3 separate regions of the Mus musculus genome follow, and regions 2 and 3 are each linked to region 1. A link is a loop called in an ENCODE intact Hi-C map of the cell type or tissue named here. Cell type or tissue: left cerebral cortex. All regions are shown on one strand.

Region 1 (5,000 bases):
ACCTAGAAATCATAGGGCGACAGAACCGAATGAGACTTTTATTTGTAATGATGTTAGAAGGTTCCTCTCTTATTGTCATAAAACCTGTCACCTCACAGTGCTGGGAAGTTATGTGCCCGCCCCTGGGAGAGTACTCTAACCAGGTCACGCACAGTCACATAATTCCCGGTGGGCTTCTGAGTCCTTTCACTTCACCTTGGGATGGGAATTCTAGGCAGGTCCTAGTAATGAAGGTGAATAGCAGCCAGGCCTAGGGGCACTGGGTCAGGTGGGCAGAGACTCTGCTACCTACAATTTCTTTGTGCATGTCATAATAGCCAGAGAGCAAATACAGTCTTTCAAAGTCAGAGGTGGCCATGATAAACTTGAAAGAAGTAGCCCAAGAACAAGGGCCTTTTAAAATGCCAGGACCTAGAAGCTAAGTTCTAAGCCATACCGAGCAACAGGAAGAAAACTCTTGTGGGAACAGAGACTGGGAAAGCAGATTTCTGCCTGGCTGATATCTGCCTTCTTTCCCCTGATCGGGAAGGATCGCATGCTATTATAAGAAACAACAAAACAAAACCAAACCAAAAATGGGAAAGCATAAGTAAAAGAAAAAAAAATCATTGAAATCTCCACTCAGCTACAACTGATGATATTTCAATCTATCTCCTGCTGGGTTTTAATTGTTTTTGAGAAGGAAGCGTGAAAATCAGACGGAGGGCCTTGGTGTATGCTAAGCAACACTCTGGCATTAAATTACATAGCTACATCATCCCTAGCGCATCCTCGTCATTCTTTGAACATGTATAAACATATGCACATCTTATCAACAATCTTAATGTCATATCTGTAGCTCTCTATTTTCCATCTCACATGTCTGGAAACTTCTCAACAAAGATTCTCTAAGGACATGCTTTGTCTTGGCTGCCTACTGGTGTCTCCCCACCGCTACTCTTTTCTGAGTTTCAGTTTTATGAGTTGATGGTTCCTTAGTTATTTATATTTCTTTAGGGCAGTGGTTCTCAACCTTCCCACTGTTGTGACCCTTTAATATAGCTGTGGTGACCCCCAACCATAAAATTATTTCACTGCTACTTTTTTACTGTAATTTTGCTACCGTTATGAATCCTAATGTACACATCCGATATGCAGGGGTTTGCAAACGCCAGGGGTTACGACCCACAGGCTGGCCACCACTGCTTCAGGGAGCTCTTTGTTGATGTTTTATCTCTGGCTTATAATTGAAAACACAGTGTTTTTATTATTGCCTTCATAGCTCTTCATATATCATTTTAGAAGTATAATCTCCCACCTAATAATAGATTTGCAGAAAATATTTTAGGTAGGTGGGGTCTGAATTCCAACAGAAAGGTAAGTCATATGTCCTACATGTAGGTGCAAAACTTTAAAACATTTACATTTTCTTTAACGGGAGAGGTTGGCTTATTTCTCACCAAGTGGAAAATTCGCTATTGAAGATTCGTGGAAGGAGGCCTTCATGAATGGGATGAAAAGGGGCAACAAGGCTGCTGGGACTTATCTTTCAAAAGTGTTCTTTGCTACTTTCCTATACTGAGTGCACACACACCTCCATATGATCACTAGGTTGATATCCCATGAGCCACTGGGGCTTGTATTCCAATGCATCTCAACATTGCCTTTTTTTTTTTTTTAAAGCACAGTCTAACACTGTAGATCAGGCTAGCCCAGAACTCACAGGGTAGCCCACACTGGTCTCAAACATGTGCCAGTTCTTCCTCGTCAGCCTCTGGAGGGCTAGAATTGTGGTTATGTCCCGTCACACCTGGCTCAGACTTTCATATCCTAGTAGGAGGCTAACAATGCCACCTGGTGTTTTAAAAATACAATTTAGCTTTAAAGTCATTCTCATGTATAATCTTTATTCTTATAATCAAGATCCGAGGGTTGGGTCACTACTCCTGAGGTGAGAAAGGACTGTCATTGTTGGACTATAGATAATGATAACAGTTTCAAGGACCCCTGAGATTCTTGCTCTCAGAGTCATGGTGGTAAATGGAACCATCAAAGTCTGGCTACTCTGTCCTTCATCCCCCAGTGCCCCTCCTTCCCGATCTGCTCCGCATGGGCAGCGGGTGCTTGGTCCCCTCTACCTCTCCAGTGCCTGGCTTGTGTCCACCACAGTGGCGGTCAGCAAACCATCATGGGCCATGTGGGGCATGCTCAGAGAACTAGATCACTGAAAAACGAAGGAGGCATAAGCATGATAAAATTGTGAATGATAAATTAGAGTACAAATCATGAGTGCTTCTCACTAGAAAATGGAGAGGAGCAGGGCCCGCTGACTCAGCATGTATTGAGGCTCTGAATAAATGCCCCCTTCCACAAAAGCTAAACCTACTTTTTGTTTGTTTCTACTTATGACTTTTCAAAAAGCGGTTTGTTGGACTGATATTCATACACCAAAGACAGCTCCTGTAGTAAAAAATGCACAAGGTGCATCATGCAAATATTAATCAGAAGCATCAGGAGAAATGGTAAATGAATAGAAAAAAAAAAATACTGGGTGCTGTTTGCGAAGCCTGCCACCTAGTGGATCCACCTAGCTACAGCAGGAGCTACAAGGAAGCTGGGGCGTGAGAGAACTCTGTGATAGCTGTCTGAGAAAACAATAGCAGCAGCAACAGAACTAGGCAAGCTGACTGCTAGATGTCTGCTTAGTTTGCTCTGACTTGCAAGTCTTTCCGGGTTTCAGTGCACAAGGGGAGAGGAGAAGTTTTAAGTGGGCTGAACTGAGTCAAGGTTTCTTCCTTCTGGCCTCCCTTGTGTTGTGGCCCTGACTCTCATCCTCCGCCCTAGCTCCAGCCTGCTAGCACACCTTACCCCAACATGAACCAAGGCCTCAACCTACTAGGCTCACTGTGTACTTCCCAACACCTGAGACCCACCCACCTCACATTTGCATTTCTATCCATGTTGCCTGGGCTATCCCTACTTCTCCTCAACTCCCCGAACCATCATTTAAGGCCTGTACAGATTAACCCTCAGTTCTCTTGAGCTTTTTCGATGCCAGTAGTCTTTCCTTCTTGGGAACTTCTGCCACGTTTACAGTCTGTTCCTTAGGTTTAGCACTTTGATTATAGCCTGGTGATGCTAGGCCTTCCTACTGTGAGCACTGGATGATGAGGCACTCCTAATTAGATGCTTGTGTTGGAGAAGTGTGTGGTAGGCACTGAAAGCACAGCCTCTGACTCACGCTGCCTGGGTTGAAATCACTGACCTAGCAGATGGTTGTGGCTGCCTTGCTCATGGCTCTCTACTTTGGTTTGTGTGTCTGGAAAATGGGGACACCTCTATTTATAGCATCTGCCTCAGAGAAGAACCGAGGGTCACATGAATTTGTGTAAAACCCAGCAGAGCCTGGCGGGTGCCAAGTACTCTTGCTTCATTAGCTATGTATGTGTATGAGTTTTGTGTAGGATCGTGTGTGTGTGTGTGTGTGTGTGTGCGTGCACGTGTGCACACGCACAAGCATGTGAGGCCAGAAGACATCCTTGTTTCTTGATACATGATCTGAAACTCACCAAGTAGGCTGACCTGGCTGACCAGCAAAGCCTGTGACATTCCTGTCTCTACTCCCCAGTGGTGAGTGCACAAGTGCCACTGACTGCAGGTGTCTGCACCCCGTGTGGTTTTAGAGCAGTGGTTCTCCACCTGTGGGTCATAACCCCTTTAGGGGATCACATGTCAGATATTCACATTAGGATTCATAACAGTAAGAAAATTACTGTATGGAGTAGCAATGAAAATACTTTATGACTGGGGGCCACCACCACATGGAGAACTGTAATAAAGGGTCACAGCATTAGGGGGCTGAGGACCACTGTTCTAGAGGATCAAACTCAAGTCCCCATGCTTGCCAGGGAAGTACTTTACCAACGGAACTATAACCTCAGCTCCCCATCAGCTATTTCCCTGAGTTGTTTTAGATGACGCTTGCAGCATTTAGCCCAAAGCTCTGGAAATACAAGGAAATACGGAAGGATGACAGTCATGCCATTTGGTTGTCCCCACCCCATACTTGAGAAGCTCCCAGAGTTCCTGAAGTTCCTGAACCAAGTGCTGGTGAGGCCTAGAGGTTTTCTTATGCACCAAGAATTTAAACAAAGTAATACGGCTGAGTGGAAAGTTCCTTAATTATAGGGTTAAGCCTGACCTGTTATCGCTCGAGCAAAGGCTGAAAACTGGGACACTATGGTCTCCATCTACGAAAGACCATGAAGTTATTTTAGAAAGACTGATGCTGTCCCACGATCAAGCTCTCCTGGAAGGGAAGGAATGAGGGACCTGACCATCCACTCATCCCAGGAGTCTACACTGCTGACTGCTGTTGGACCCGCCTCCCTGTACTCGTGAGCTGAAGGTTCCACAGCAGGGCTACTTCAACGCTGTAAGGGGAAATGAGACTCAAGGTGCAGCAATGAGATGTAGAAAGTGCTCCTGGTGTTCTCAACCCACGAGACAGATACTGTAGTTCCTGTGCTTCTACATGTGTGCACACAGCCCTACTAGTGATCTTGCTGCTGTTTCCTAAGGATGCCATGAGAGGCTGTAAATTAGCATCAGCCAGGTATACTACACAGAGGCTGTAAATTAGCATCAGCCAGGTATACTACACAGAGGCTGTAAATTAATCAGCCAGGTATACTACACAGAGCTGCCACTGCAGTATGAAGCCGGCCATGGCGTGTAGACGCCCACTGCCGATGCTGGTCACTTTACACTCTTTGTTCAAGAACTGCTGCTTAAGTTTGGCAGAAAGCTGCATGATTACGCAATTCGCCCGCCCGCCGGGGCGATAATTAAATCCCTTGCATCTTCTTTGTTTCGTTACACTAGCTACTGCTCCTGGGTGCTTCCTTTATGATCCAGAGGCAGGATCTACTGCCTTAAATGTGTGCCAGAGCACTCTACAGCTTCAGGAAGTGCCATGGCATAGCACACCCCACCATGTTCGCACCCTTGCAGTGGCCCAC
Region 2 (5,000 bases), 360 kb after region 1:
GTGTGTGTGTGTGTGTGTGTGTGTGTTGGGGGGGGTTGGAGGGAGAGCACTAAACTGGTCATCAAACAACTCAAAACACACCAATAAACTTGGGCATAAGGCACAGTTTGAAAAGAAGATGCCTTCAAAACTGTACATCCTGTTTAAAATTGAAGGTGTTAAAATAGTCTGTTCTTTTTCTCTTGATGGAAAAGAAAAGCCCAATTAAAGGCAGCCAAATGGGCTTGTAAAGGTCCCAGGAGAGCGGCTCCCATGCTCACTGCCCCGGGCACTTACACCTCTCCCTGGGAAATGAAGACCAAGAACCACAGAAGCGGTACCCACGGCCCCTTCACTTTCCAGTAGTCCTCAAAGAAGCACCAAAACTTCCCTGAATTCTAAGAGCCCTCCAAAACCTGGGCAGCCATAAAGCCCATATCTATGTCTTTGAAAGTCTTTGCTGTCTGCTTACAGACTAAGAAGGAAGGCATACTGATTTTAGGGGAAGAAGCATTTTATTTTTTCAACCATAAAGCTCAACTTTGGAAAGCAAAAGTCACTCATGGTTCTTTTTTTTTTTTTCTACTTTTAAAGATGTGGATACACACACACACACATGCACACGCACACATGCACACACACACACACACACACACACACACACACACACTGTAGCTGTTTTCAGAAACACCAGAGAGGGTATTGGATCTCATTATAGATAGTTGTGAGCCACACCATGTGGTTGCTGGGAATTGAATTCAAGACCTCTGGAAGAGCAGCCAGTGCTCTTAACCACCGAGCCATCTCTCCAGCCCCCATTCATGGTTCTTTTTACAAAACAACAACAACAAAAAACACCACTAATGTGTTTACTTATGCATACATGGAGGGCAGAGAACTCTGAGGACTTGTCTCCTATACCTGGGTTATGGGACTTGAACCAGGGTCCACAGGCTTGGAGGTAAGCATCTATACCTGCTGAGCTTGCCCCCCCCCCCCCACGGTGTATATATGTGTGTGTCTGTGTGTGTGTGTATATATATATATATATATATATATATATATATGTATATGTATATGTATATGTATATATATATGTGTGTGTGTGTATGTGTGTGTGTGTATATATATATATATATATATATATATATATATATATATATATATATATATATATATATCTTTGCGTTGAAGACCATGATCTTCAGCCTGCTAGTACTTCAGGAAAAAGTAAAGCTGCCACTAAAGAGAAAAAGGGAAAACACCTTTGCTCTGAAAATAAAGACCACACTTTCCTGGGAGGCGGGGAGGGAGGTCAGAAGCATCTTTTCTGTGATGGATGGTGGAAGCTGTTTGGAAGTGCCACCAGAAGATGCTCTGGGGACACACTGTCAGAAAGGTAGCTGATGTGTGTCTCTGATAAGCAGAGCCTATGCAGCAGGCACCTTGGAGGTAGAACCGCCTTGATGCACAGGTCTGAAAGGACTGTGGCTGAGGACAGAGAGTGTGTCTCCTAACAAAGGGATATTTTGAGATAAAAATCTAGGTTAGCATTCCACCCTTAACTAAGTCTAAGATGAAGATTATAACCGTCAAATCTAGTATGAAAAAAAAAGTATCGATTACCTGTCAAAATGTATCACTTTGAGAAGTGATACACATACATTTTAAAGAAACAAAACAAGCCAGGGGCAAAAACATTTGGGACAAAAATGAAAGACTGCTGAAAAATCACATCAGGCAATAACGGCTGAGCGGAGGGAACAGTAAAGGGAAATTGCTACACTTAGCCTTTGCCGTATATTTTCTCATCAAGATAAGCCATGTGTTAAAACGCAATAAAACCCTCAAATGATGACACTATTCACAGGTAATAATTGGGATCCAGGCTAATTTCCATTAATAAACTCATTTTTCCCTGTGATTTTATACCTTCACAGAACATGTTCACAATATTGAGAGAAAGTTCACAAAACACAAACTTCAGTACACATCCCCTTTACGTTTATATTCAAATAAGACAACTCAGTGGGCTTTGTCATGCATTGTGGTCTAAATCAAGGGGTTTTGTAGTATTTGGTTTACAAATATTTACATGGGTACCTCACAACCCCATCCACCCTTGGCACTGTTTAGGTCATGAGACATTCAAAAATCTATGGTCGCTAAGATAGAGGTCAAAATGACATTTCAATAACTATTGCAGGTCAGTGTCTTCCAGAGACAAAAACAATTCCAAATTCCAATCAGGAAAAGGAACATTTGGCCGCTTTTCACAAAGAGGCAATGGAGATTCGTAGCCACTGGCACAGTGTTGATGTGTGACCTAAGAATTCAGGTCTGACTCTTGTGGGATGTCTGTCTACGACCTATTTGGAACCCTGTATCCAGAAGATCTGGGTTGGTTACCCTGCATCAAGGTTTCCTTGGATTGTATCCACCCTCTGGCAATTGAATGCTTATTGAGTTTGTTTGTATACATGGTTTTTGTTGTTCTTTTTTTGTTTGTTTGTTTTTGTTTTTGTTTTCGAGACAGGGTTTCTCTGTGTAGCTCTGGCTGTCCTGGAACTCACTTTGTAGACCAGGCTGGCTTCGAACTCAGAAATCCACCTGCCTCTGCCTCCCGAGTGCTGGGATCAAAGGCGTGCGCCACCACGCCCGGCCTGTTTTGTTTTGTTTTTTAATAAATATTTATTTAATGTATATGAGTACACTGATGCTCTCTTCAAACACACCAGAAGAGGGCATCAGATCCCATTACAGATGGTTGTGAGCCACCATGTGGCTGATGGAAATTGAACTCAGGACCTCTGGAAGAGCAGCCAGTGCTCTTAGCCGCTGAGCCATCTCCCGAGCCCTGCATGTTTGTTTTTTATAAAGCAAAGGTACTTGAGATTTTCAGATCTACCCTCTGCACCTGACTCCCCCGGCTCCATCTTCCCCTCCCAGCAAACCCAGCCTTTCCTTCTGAACATCTGTCCACCCAGAGGCCCCATGTCAAAGGAGGGAGAGGGTCTCATCTCCCCACAAAGAAGGTTCGTTCTCCCTTGACTTTCTACCTGACCCAGAAGCAGCAATGGCAGAGGAACGCCAGTTTGCTGCCCCCCAGCCCCAGCCCCCCAGAGCACTCTGTAAGCTTTCTGGAATTCATCACAGCTCAGAGGGATGCTTCTAAATGTGTTCATGCATAAGTGTGGTGATGACAGTTACTTCTCAAGAAGGGCTACAGATAATGACAAACTAGTCCCATCATCGTATCCTGTTAAGATACCTGAAAGAGAGAGAAGGCTTCAGTGTCTTACTTAGTCATTCCCCAGGGAAGTCAATATTGCCAAATGGATACATTCACCCACTAAACCACTAATTATGCTTTCCATTCACAAAATTACTACTGTTACCAATGAATCTGTTTGCTGCCTTTTTAATTAAAAAGTTTTGGGTCATATGGGGCACAAAGGGGATGATCATTCATGAGAAGGCATACAAAGATCGACTGTGGTAGCAATCATGTCCCTGTGTCTCTCTGAATGGGACGGAGACCCATAGTCATGGGCTTTGCTCAAGAGCCTTGTTTATATGCCTATTTCAATTCCTCCTTAATATCTGTACGTTATTTCCACTCCTTTCACTTATAAATCATAGTGATTGACATTTGTTGGTCATATACTATATGCCAATCAGTCATCTCACTGACCACCGAACAGCAACATTCCCACACATCAGGTAAGCCCTGGTCCCCACCATGGACGAGGAAACTGGCATCTGAGGGGTTAAGTATCTCCTAAGAGTATACAGCCAAAGACAGGCAGAATCAAGCCACCAACTCAGACCAGGCTGGAGTCTACATCCCTACCTCCATCCTTTCCTCTCCTATAGTGGTTAAACCAAGGAGAGACAGAGATATGAAGGGCACTTAGATCCCTTCCCCTCTATGGGGGAAAATATCATAAGAGGTCAGTGATCAGAATATACCAGCAAGGGCATGGAAACCCCAAGGGATGTTGGACTTCTAACAGAAAAGGAGCATCCGAGGACTGAAAGGCCTTGAGCAGGACTGGCACAGAGAAGGGGAGGGGGAGGGGGAGGGGGAGAGGGAGAAGGAAGAGAATATCCAGAGACAGGCTGGGGGAGCAGCTCTGGGTCTCCTCTCAGTCTGACCCATGGGTCTCTGCCTTCTCAATTACACACTTCCAAATACAAGCAACACTTAGCTACAGTCACACTACCTACGCATAGCCAAGGGCATTCTCTCAGCTGCTGTGCCAGGCCCAGCATATGTCCCGGGGGCGGGACAGTGCTGGCAGCTCTTTATTTCATAGCCCAATAACTTTTCTGGAACTCGCCACCAAGGGAGTACTCCTTAAATCCCCCTCTCCTTTTCCAGCAAATGACTCAGAGCAAGACTGTTCTACTCTGAGCAGTGCTGGGAAGGAGAGGGGAAATCCCAGTTGTGACGTCATTCTCCATTCTCCAGAAGTTGCCCTGCATAGGCAGCCAGCCAGACCTATCCGGGCTTTACCCCAGACAAGTGTACAGGCCATGGCAAGTCCCTCAAGTCCCCCTTCCGGAGCCTCCTCTTTCTTAGGTGTCAAGGTATCGTGGGCTTAGGGAAGAGGAAAGGGAAGGGAGTGACCTGATGGGAAACCAGCATCAGTAGAAACCAGCATCAGTGTGCTGGGGGGGGGGGGGGGAGCCCGGCACAGCTCTGCCTGGGAACCTGTGGCCTTCCTCAGTGGTACACAAGCAGGACTTTCCACTGTTCTTCCTCCTCCTACTCAGAGCCTCTCAGAGCCTCTGCCTCCAAGGCTCTTGGCTTCCAGACTCTTCTGTCCAGGAATTTACTGAGGGATGAGGAGAGGGCCGAGGCCTCACTCTCCTCTGTGAGAAAGTGGAGCCCAAGGCACACTCTATTGTTACCTTTAATTCAGTTCAAATGGCAGGTGGGGTCAGTAGCAAGCATATGCCTATGAAATATGCTGCAAGCCCACGCTTCTCGCACCGAGCTCCCTTCCATCCCATCC
Region 3 (5,000 bases), 1.0 Mb before region 1:
CTTTGAATAAGATGGATATAAACGATCCTGGCAACACGTACGGGCCTTGGTGACAAGAAGCATGTTTGTTCAAGTCGGGCTGGGATTGGTGGGTCAGCATCTTACCATCACTTCTCCTTTATCAGGCCTGAGCCCCTGCCAGGCTAAATATTTTTGGGACAGCATTTATTAAATATTTTTCTCATAAGGCTAAACTAAGCACATTCTTCCTCAGGAATGTCACTGGGTTTATTCAGCTAAAAATAACTGGCCAACTTATCATATTTGGCAAACTATGAAGGGCTCACTGTGAGTCATCAGGTGGAAGAAAGGTCCAGTAAAGACCTGGGCACTGGTGGGTATGAGCATTAGCTGCCCTTCCAAAGGACTCAGGATCGATTGTCAGTGCCCGCACAGCAGTTCACAATGGCTAACTCCAGTCCCAGGAGATCCAGTGACGACTTGTGGCTTCTGAAGGCAGGACATGCACACGGCACCCACACAAAACACCCATACGTGTAAAAATAAATAACCACAACAAAATATATGGAGACTAGAATATCAGAGGAAGAAGAAGAAGAAGAGAAAGATGGATTGCATATGGGATGGGCAAGAAAGATGAATGACTCAAAAATACTGAATGGAAAATTCACAATAAAATTCGAGAAATACATGAGAAACTGAGGTTGTAACAGTCAGAGTTATTCATTAACAAAACCCCTTAATTAAAAAAAAAAAAGACACAGGCAGAAAGCTTTATTCCACAGAATAAAGGCAAATGATCTTGAGATAAAGGTAAACACAGCCTTAATGGTGTGAAGGGTCATGGTTTGAAAGAAGTCAAGCAATATGTCTTTACTACTACTGTTCCGCGCGGGCAATTAATTCTGGTGGGCGAACACATTTTCCTCTATCAAAAGACACCACATTCATCAAATAAATGAACACAAACTTACCCACCTCTTCACTAAAGAAGTGACCTTGGCTTTAAGAACGTTAAATGGGCCCACTGAAGCAAGATGGACTGTCTCAGTACAGTCTCTTACAAGCACCGCCAGTTGGAACTAGTACTAAGCTATGGCAACTCATTTATGTCAGGCTAACTTTTTTTTTCCCTTAACTGCAATACCAGGAAGCACTGTAGATAGAACTGTCGCAAAATATTAAGTATATATTGATTGCATCTGACCTTGTTCCGCCAAAGATTCTCAGAATAAGCTAACAAACAGGGAGATGACATTTGAGGAGTGCTTGTGTCGTAATAATTGCTTAAAGGTCTGGGGGGCGGGGGGGGGAGCGTGAAGTAGGCAACTCAATATAAAGGAGCAACCTGCTGAATGAAAAGTTGTAAAATAAGCCTGCCGCCCATCTGGGTGGCAACCAGTCAGGCTTTTTAATCAACACCTTAGCTCCTACTCCTGCAGACAGGACGCAGCTGAAACTTCCTGGCTGCAAAGTGGGATTGGTGGGAAAATGCTGATTTTCTATAAATGGAAATACCTGGGATGTTGTTAATGAAAAAGAACCAGTGACTCAGCCTGGCAGAGGGGAAGGCACTGCCCTCGCTGTGGGGTGCTCTCTTCTGCCATTAGCATCTCACAGAGGACCCTTTCTGTGTTCCCCTTCCGCCCCGCTTAGCCACTACTTCTTTGTAGGGTTGAACAGGAAGTGATAGCGCCTGCACCATGGGAAGGAGTTTTGTACATTTTGTTCTATCAGATTAGCCCCAGTAACTTTATGAATTATGAGCTGTCAACTCCTTTTTCAACCGCTATAGAATATGCTTCTTAGAAATTGTAGCTATAAATAAAACAACAGATGTTTTCAATTGGCTCCAATAGCGCTTGGGCAACTTCGTTCAAGGGGAGAAGTGAAAAGAAATCATTGTAAGACTGCGTTAGGGCTCCGCCTGCTGGTCGCTTTTGCAACAGCCTTGTAAAGACATGCTCATTGAAGCCACTTAGGAAAACCAGAGAGGGGTTAAAAGCCAGCCGTGGCCTCTCTGTGAGTTTTATGTTTTGTATGACTAGATCCTCTTCTAGGCACAACTGTCACTATATCTAGAAAAGAAAAGGGGGGGAGGGGGATCCAAAAGAGGAGGAACATGCTTGAGCTGTTCCTGGTTTCTCTATGGGCAGTGAGAGTCAGGGAACTTTGAACTAAATATCCAGTATCTCGGGATCCTCGCGGTGCAGCTGAGAGAAATTGTCAAAGATTAATAGGATTAATAAGACCAGCCATATTAAACTGCTTCTAGTTCTTAAACTCTAGGGGGGAGTTGGAAACATAGCTAAATAGGAAAGTATTAAATTTACACCTTTCAGGTGGATTTAGCAGCCAATGGTTGATTGGACTGAGCGTGGGGGGTCCCCTCCCTGATGGAGGAGTTGGAGAAGGGACTGAAGGAGCTGAGGGGGTTTGCCGCCCCGTATAGGGAGCAACAGTGTCAACAGGCCAGTCACCCCGGAGCTCCTGGTGACTGGACCAACTACCAAAGAATACACATGGAGGGACCCATAGCTCTGGCTGCATATGTGGCAGAGGATGGCCTTGTTGGACATCAGTGGGAGGAGCAGCCCTTGGGCCTGAGGGTGTTCAATGCCCCAGTGTAAGGGAAGCCAGGGCGGGAGGTCGAGAGTTGGGGGGGGCGCACCCTCATAGAGACAGGAGAAGGGGGAATGGGATAGGGGGGTTTCCAAAGGGGAGACCTGGAAAGGGGAAAACATTTGAAATGTAACTAAAGAAAATATCCAAAAAGTGTTCTCTGCTGCCATGCTACCGAAACCCTGTCAATCACGTGTTAGGGATGGCTGGCATCAGCAAGCACAGGTTCCTTCAAATGTGTGTGCAAAACATTAGAAAGTGAGAGGGTGGTAGGAGTCACTGACACATCGTCTGGTTACAATGACCTATCCTTCTGAACCTAAGGTGTGGGGCTTAAAGCAGGCTTTGCAAATTAAGTATTCATTTTCACTCTGCTAGAATAAAAAAGACTGAAGAGCTCCGGTGACCTCTGAACATGGACCTCGCAGAAGACAACGGGCCATGTGGCCTTAACGTGAATCTCAAAGCCTGGGGCAGCTACAAATCAGAGATCATGGCTGCAGGAGCCTCTGTGTGTTCAGATCTGGTGGGGAAGGAAGACCGTGGAACTGCGAATAGCATGAAGCCAGTTAGTGAGGGAGGAAAGGGGATAGTGGAAACTATGGTACACATTCAGGCCGCTACACATTGAGGCCACTTCCGGGAGCCGACACAGCAGCCTCCTTGTCTCCTTTGGGATAGACTGGGAGGCTGGTGTGAGTGCTTACCCTCCCCCCCTCCCCCCCCCCCCCCCCCCCCGCAAAGAGGTTAAGGCTCTAGGAGGGCTTCTCTTTCCAGTCCTCACTCTTCCCTACTTCTGAGTCATCTGTCAAAGTAACCTCCTTTGATGGTTTTGGAATTCTGAGCAATGCATGCACAGCACTATAGGACTCTGAGAAAAGGGTGGGGGAACAAATCTGCCTGTGAACTACTACAGTCAGTCAATGACAGGACAGGGACAGGTGGCTTAGTCTGAGGAGCCCACTCTGCTCCCACCACAGGTTATTCTGGGGTGTGTGTGTGTGTGTGTGTGTGTGTGTATGTGTGTGTGTGTGTTACCATTCAGTCATTTCATTCTTCAGAAAACTATGTTTTTTAAAATGTGGTTATGGGAAAATAATCCCGTTCCACACAAGATCAGAGACAATGCACTAAGGCCAGAGCATCTGAACTGTGGGTACAAAGACTGTCGTCGTCATCGTCGTCATCGTCGTGGCCAACATGATGATGATTTAATATGTGCTACATTCTGGACTTGAGTGGGTGTACTGAAATTTCCAAATACAATTGTCCACAACACCGTGAGGAGGGCTCTGCCATCATCCCATCTTTATGAGGAGGTGGGCAGACCGGAGACCCAGATAAAGAATTTGTTCAGTCTCACACAACCAAACCAGCCAGAACCAGCATTCAATTCAAGGGACTCCCCATGTACTAAGTAAGTACTTCATCAATGGACTGTCCAGAGCCAGATGGCAACATTATTAGTGGTTCTGTGGCCAGAGAACGGACTCAGGAAGTGAGAACTGCTCCTTGCCTGGTCTGGCCTTTACAGAACATAGTCTTCTTTCCTAAGAGAGTCCACCATTAAATGCATAGCATATCTGATTGCTGGCTGTCCAATGGAAGCAAGCCCCATCATAGCGACTCGACACACATCCCTCCTCACTCTTAAAAACCACAAGAGTGCTTGTGAGAGCAGCTTGGGCACAGTTCTCTCCTTTCCCAACTGACCATTCACTTTGGAAGGGGAAAATGCCAGATCTTAGATGAAATCACGCAGAATACATGACACAGCCACCATGTGGACTTCAGACTGGGACAGAAACAAGTCACAGGGCCCTGCAACAGGGGCTCTGAACAGAAGGAGGCGTGGAATCAAGTTTCCTGACATGCATCCTGCACTTACTCTTATAAATGTAAAACAGAAAATGAATTAACCAAAACTTTTACGGTCATTCTTGCCCGCCCTAGTCACACTTGGAACAATGTCAGCACAGAGCAAGGACCTGCCAGCAGGCTGTGACACAAGACTGGTAGACTCAGAACTGGGTAGACAGCAGTGCTCTTTCAAACAGTCTTCCGATCTTCTTCTGTGTGGCTTTGGTCATCTGGGGGATGTATTCATTTCAAAATAAAAACTATTAAGACAAACAAATGAACTATACCATAGTGTTCCAAGAGGATCGAGTAAGCAGGCACACTTTTACTGGGGTTATTCAAGATGGCTCTGCCCTCCTGGAAAGGCATTTGGGCTGAGCTGAGTGGAGCTGGGAACACCCACAGCATTTGACACAAGCCAAAAACCTGTTGGGTTTCCAGCTATCTCGGAGTTTGTCATAGTGTCCAGCGTGAGAGCAGGACATGAGCAGGGCTCTACTGAAACGGTGTGATTAGTAAGGTTCTTGCATCTGACGCTTCTCCATCTGTCCCTGGCT

What was found. Peaks named below come from ENCODE experiments on the same cell type or tissue, not always from the same donor. Only the 100,000 strongest peaks of a DNase experiment are listed, where the experiment ranks them.
Region 2: it touches region 1 in a loop (2.8-fold over the local background); 3 of 42 quality-filtered maps call a loop at or near these places.
Region 3: a loop joins it to region 1, with 3 times the contacts of the local background. A loop is called at or near these places in 3 of 42 quality-filtered maps.

Annotation. Positions count from the first base shown.
Region 1 is chr13:102,742,560-102,747,559 of GRCm38, forward strand. The region is part of intron 26 of Mast4 (microtubule associated serine/threonine kinase family member 4); the gene reads right to left. Among named protein-coding and RNA genes, the nearest start is that of 1700099I09Rik, 15 kb to the right of the region's middle. In left cerebral cortex, a CTCF peak has its summit at 2,562 (motif pointing left); DNase peaks (open chromatin) are centred at 2,595, 3,259 and 4,787; H3K27ac peaks cover 3,549 bases.
Region 2 is chr13:103,098,457-103,103,456 of GRCm38, forward strand. The region is part of intron 3 of Mast4 (microtubule associated serine/threonine kinase family member 4); the gene reads right to left. It overlaps Gm30050 (a long non-coding RNA gene), which reads left to right. Exons shown (of 2, transcript XR_382842.1): 2 at 2,186-2,456. Among named protein-coding and RNA genes, the nearest start is that of Gm30050, 3.9 kb to the left of the region's middle. In left cerebral cortex, a CTCF peak has its summit at 2,748 (motif pointing right); a DNase peak (open chromatin) is centred at 4,289.
Region 3 is chr13:101,717,834-101,722,833 of GRCm38, forward strand. The region is part of intron 2 of Pik3r1 (phosphoinositide-3-kinase regulatory subunit 1); the gene reads right to left. Among named protein-coding and RNA genes, the nearest start is that of Pik3r1, 48 kb to the right of the region's middle. In left cerebral cortex, a CTCF peak has its summit at 1,889 (motif pointing left); a DNase peak (open chromatin) is centred at 1,867; H3K4me3 peaks cover 327 bases; H3K27ac peaks cover 337 bases.